Linked DNA regions of Homo sapiens: region 2 is linked to region 1. Evidence: chromatin loops called from intact Hi-C (ENCODE). Cell type or tissue: gastrocnemius medialis. All regions are shown on one strand.

Region 1 (2,500 bases):
AGGAAAGGCAACCTAGGACTGCTTGCGAAAGGGGTAATGGGACAGCAGAAGACTCAAGATGGGGGTCTTGAACTGAGTTCAGTGCTGCTCTTTTATTGTTCCCCTCACTTGTCAGTAGGCAGTGCCCACCAGTTTCCATGTGGGATATGGTGCCAATAGAGGCAAGGCATTGAATGTTTAGGCTTCTACCTGCTACCCACCTACTGTGAAACTCTGGGCAAATCACTTTACCGCTCCCTGTCTCTGCTGACTCACTGGAACATAGGGACAAAGATAAGACACTTGCTTGAGAGTGAGACTAGAATCCAGAGGCCCTCCTGGATCAAGGAACCAATGAATGAGTGAGAGAACAAATGTCAGCCTGTCTCCCTGCCATTCTGAGCCTTATGTTCTCCATCTCAGCTCTGATGAAGAGACAACGTGGGTTCCTGGAAGATGGCCATACCACAGAGTGCATCTCCACCCTTATTGCATTCACCTCCCCCTCTCTCTTCTCAGGCCAGTTGCGTCTTCTCTTCTGGTCTTTATCAGCACACTGTTCCCCTCCTTTAACTCCTGCACTGCCTCCTCTTTTGGATAGGCACCTCCATCCTCTGAGTCACCCAAGCTAACACGCAGACTCTGCCTGAATCCTCCCTTTCTTCCATCTATCACCTTAGACATAATTGTCTGTTTCTTCCACTAACACGGGGAAGGGAACATGAAAGTGTGAATTAATGAGGAAGTAAATAAATGAACAGATGACTGTCCAGTCTCTATTCTCTTCTGTTCCCAGGCTCAGCATGGGCTGGGCTTACAGGAGGCATCAGGGGAGATCTGGTGGTCAAGGGTTCTCTCCACCAGAGCCTTCCCATGCTCCTCCTTAGGCACGGACACTTTTTCCAGGCTCAGGGCTCTTAGCTCTAGGAACCCTCTAGGTTAGGGCCAGCCCCTAAGACTATAACCTATGGTACCAGCCTTGGGAAAGATGTTCGATGGCTCTTCAGGGCCAGCACATAGATTGTGATTCTTGGTACCATATCTCAGGGTGCCCCTATAACACTCAGAGTCAGCTTCCTGGGGTTGCCGAGGGCTGGGGCATTGCCCAGCGCCTAGACATGGACAAGAGCACAGGATGGGTGGAAACGAAGGAAGTTCCTTTATCTGTGTCTTAGATTCATGGTTTCATCTGTCCTTGCCCCACACACCCCACCGCCACCAATTTGGTGGTAGATACAGCAGGCTCCAGCTCAGGTAGGCAGCATCATGCACCCCAAAGCCCTAGGAGCAGTCAGGTAGGCCAGTGGCGCTCAGGACACACAGCCCTCAAGCCCTAGGTTGGGTGTGGTCAAACTCATTTCTTGTCATCTCTTGCCCCCTGGTGCATGGTCACAGTATTGCAGCTTTCCAGGGTCCTCCCTTGTGACCAATTCGGTTAACATTTTCTGACTACCTATTCCAGGTCAGGCCCTAAGCCATACAGAATTCTGTTCTCAAGGTTTCAGTCCAGCCCTTGGTCAACTTTCTGATGAATCTTCCTTCTCTATTCTCCTCAAGCACCCCAAGGCCATGATCCATCATATAATCATCTTCTTTCTCTTTTTTGCTTCTGTCACAATTGACTGACAAATTCCCACCCTTGGATGAACTCAACTATGCCCTCTGTGTGTCTGCACTTATGCACCTCCGTGCTTCTAGAGAAAATCACACACATTGGCAGATTGTGTACCGCTGTAGGCTCATGATCTTCAGCCTCACCAAGGCACATCTCGCTGCTCAGGACTTCCGTGTTTGGTGTCTTTCCAGTCCGGTTCTCAGAATGGTGATTCGCCCTTTCCTCAAACTCCCCATGTCTTTCCATTTCCCTCTTGCTTTCTTTGTTAATACTCAATTTAGATGTTACAAGATATGGAATAGAAATTCCCTCATCCTCCCATCACTAATCCTTCGTATGCTTTCCTCTGACTGAACTCAGCTTTCTGCAAGCTAAAATGGCAGAAGTATCCCTTCTCCTTTCTAAGGCTGATGTCTTCATTTGTGTTCTGGATCCCATCCCATGCCACTTGCCCCTCCCTCCACCATCAATGAATCCCCCTTTCTACTTGACCAGTCCCATCACCATAGAAACTTGCGATATTTTCTGTCTTTACAAAAAACCAATCCTTGACTCCCACATCCCTCTCCAGTAAGTGTCACATTTCTCTGCCTGTGTTCAAGGCACTTGTCTGCATGTATTGTCTCCTCATCTTGTCTTCCCAGTATACCCAACAAGTTCAGCTTGTGTCCTTTTAAGAAGTCTCTCTCTCTCTCTCTCTCCACACATGCACAGAGGAAAGGCCATATGAGGACACAGCAAGAAGGCAGCCATCTGCAAGCCAGGAAGAGAGCCCTCACCAAGAACCAAATTTGCAGGCACCTTGATGGTAGACTTTTAGCCACCAGAACTGTGAGAAAAATGGATGCTTGTTGTTTACATCACCTAGTCTATGGTACCTGGATGTGGCAGCTTAAGCTGACTAAT
Region 2 (2,500 bases), 280 kb before region 1:
TTTCTATTTTAATGAAGAATGCTACTGTAATTTTGATAGAGATTGTGTTATATCTGTATGTTGCTTTGGGTGCTGTAGACATTTCAACAGTATTAATTCTTCCAATCCATGAACACAGGATATCTTTACATTTATTTGTGTCATCTTCAATTTCTTTCATCAGTGTTTTATACTTTTCAGTGTACAAGTCACTCATCGCCTTGGTTAAATTTATTCCTAAGTTTCTTTTTTTTTGAAATAGAGTCTTGCTCTGTCACCCAGGCCAGAGTAAAGTGCCCCAATCACTGCTCACTGCAGCCTTGACCTCTGGGGCTCAAACAATCCTCCCACTTCAGCCTCTTGAGTAGCTGAGATTACAGGCACGTGCCACCATGCCCAGCGAATTATCAAAATTTTTTTTTGTAGAGGTGGGGTTTTGCTGTGTTACCTAGGCTTGCGTCAAACTCCCGGCCTCAAGCCTCAGCCTTCCCAAAGTGCTGGGATTACAGGCATGAGCCACTGAGCCTGGCCCCTAAGTATTTTTTTTTAATGCTATTATAAATGAGATTGTTTTCTTGATTTCTTTTTCAGCTCAGTAAAGGATGCGGAAGTTTGTCAAGTGCTTTTTCTGCATCAACTGAGATGATCCTACTTGGTCATAATATATAATCTTTTTGATGTATTGGTTTTGTTTGTTTGTGACAGAGTCTTGCTCTGTTGCCCAGACTGGAGTGTGATTTTGGCTCATTGCAACCTCTGCCTCCCAGGATCAAGGGATTCTTGTGCCTTGGCCTCCCAAGTAGCTGGGACTATAGGCACACGCCACCACTCTCAGCTAATTTTTGTATTTTTAGTAGAGACTGGGTTTTGCCATGTTGGCCAGGCTGATCTCGAACTCCTGGCCTCAAGTGATCCGCCTGCCTCGGCCTCCCAAAGTGCTGGGATTACAGGTGTGAGCCACCACACCTGGCCTGATTATTGTTGAATTTGGTTTGAAAATATGTTATTGAGGAATTTTGCACCAGTGTTCATCAGTGATGTTGTCCTGTAGTTTTCTTGCTGTGTCTGTCTGGCTTAGGTATCAAGGTGATTGGAGCCTCTTAAAACGTGTTTGGAAGTATTCCCTCTAGCTCGATTTTTCACCCATAACAGAAGTTCCTATTCCAGCTGGGGAGGGCGCACTGGTCCGTTCGCCCTGCCTACCTCCTTCAGTGGTCTGGTGTCTGGTGCTGGTGGTCAGGGTTGCTGCACGGGCTCAGGGACTGGTGTGGCAGTGGCTTCCCTGGGCCAAAGCTCTGATCCCAGTGGGGGAGGGCACGCTGGTGCGTCGGCTCCACCTGGTTAGTTTGCTGGTCCACTGTCTGGTGCTGGAGGACAGGAGGCTGGCAGCTTTCCCAGATGCAAGCTCCGATTCCAGCGGGAGAGGGCACACTGCTCCACCTGTGGTGCCTGCCGAGTTCCCTGGTCTGGTGTCCGGTGCTGGTGGTCAGGGTTGCTGCGTGGGCTCAGGGACCAGTGTGACAGTGGCTTCCCTGGGCAAAAGCTCTGATTCCAGTGTGGGAGGGTGCACAGGTGTGTCTGCCTCGTTAGTTCCCTGGTCCACTGTCTCATGCTGGAGGACAGCAAGCTGGTCGCTTCCCGTGACGGAAGCTCTGATTCCAGCAAAAGAGGGCGCGCTGATCCACCCATGGTGCCTGCTGCGTTCCCAGCTCTGGTGTCTGGTGCTGGTGGACACGGTTGCCGCATGGGTTGGGCACTGGTGCCGCTGTCCGCCGTGGCTTCCCTGGGTAAAAGCTCCAGTTCCAGAGGCAGGGGCACTGAGTTTCTTCACTTAGTTTGTTCACCCAGCTTGTTGGCAGTTGATCTGAGGTGCCCTGACGCTTCGTCTTACACTGGATATGAATGACAGTCCCTAAAGGTGGTGTATAATCTTCATGTTCCAGCTCAAGAAATTCCCACTACCCACAGCTGGTTCTCTAGGATCTTCGGATTACGAGTCCCTGCCTGTGATCTTCCTCCTGCATAGCATCTCATTTGTGGATGTTTATAGTTTCAGGGACATAAGAGCGTTTGGATATGACTGTGCAGGTTCTGATTTTCTCTTTGTTTACTTTATTCCAGAAATGAAAGCTCATTAGCATCTACACTGAAGACGCTCCTGTTCTTCACAGCTTTAATGATCACTGTTCCTATTGGGTTATATTTCACAACTAAATCTTACATATTTGAAGGTAATCTTAGACCCATTAAAACAAGATGTTTTCCCCCAATTTAAGATTCTGTGCTTTTATGACCTCTTTATATCTTTAAACTGGGTATTCTTATTTTTTTCTTGTTTAGCTTTTCAAAAAATCATATTGCTCATAATGAGTCTTTATGAAATAACTTATTGTTTCAGCTTGACAGTTTTCCTATGGTTTTCTGTGAAATAGCTTGCAAATCCTTTCTCTTAGTACCTTTTAAAGAATAGGGGTTGGCTGACATGGGAGGAGGAATTTTGGGGGAATGGACTTTAGTGTCA

Evidence for each region. A loop is a pair of places that touch in the nucleus more often than their neighbours do. Peaks named below come from ENCODE experiments on the same cell type or tissue, not always from the same donor. Only the 100,000 strongest peaks of a DNase experiment are listed, where the experiment ranks them.
Region 2: it touches region 1 in a loop (21-fold over the local background); 3 of 110 quality-filtered maps call a loop at or near these places.

The regions. Positions count from the first base shown.
Region 1 is chrX:151,679,693-151,682,192 of GRCh38, forward strand. No RefSeq gene overlaps it. Among named protein-coding and RNA genes, the nearest start is that of PRRG3, 15 kb to the right of the region's middle. RefSeq lists a silencer at 1,306-1,445. In gastrocnemius medialis, CTCF peaks have their summits at 1,368 (motif pointing left) and 1,573; no DNase peak of the experiment used is centred here.
Region 2 is chrX:151,401,531-151,404,030 of GRCh38, forward strand. VMA21 (vacuolar ATPase assembly factor VMA21) reads left to right here. Exons shown (of 3, transcript NM_001017980.4): 2 at 2,101-2,210. Among named protein-coding and RNA genes, the nearest start is that of VMA21, 5.6 kb to the left of the region's middle. In gastrocnemius medialis, no CTCF peak of the experiment used is centred here; a DNase peak (open chromatin) is centred at 1,391.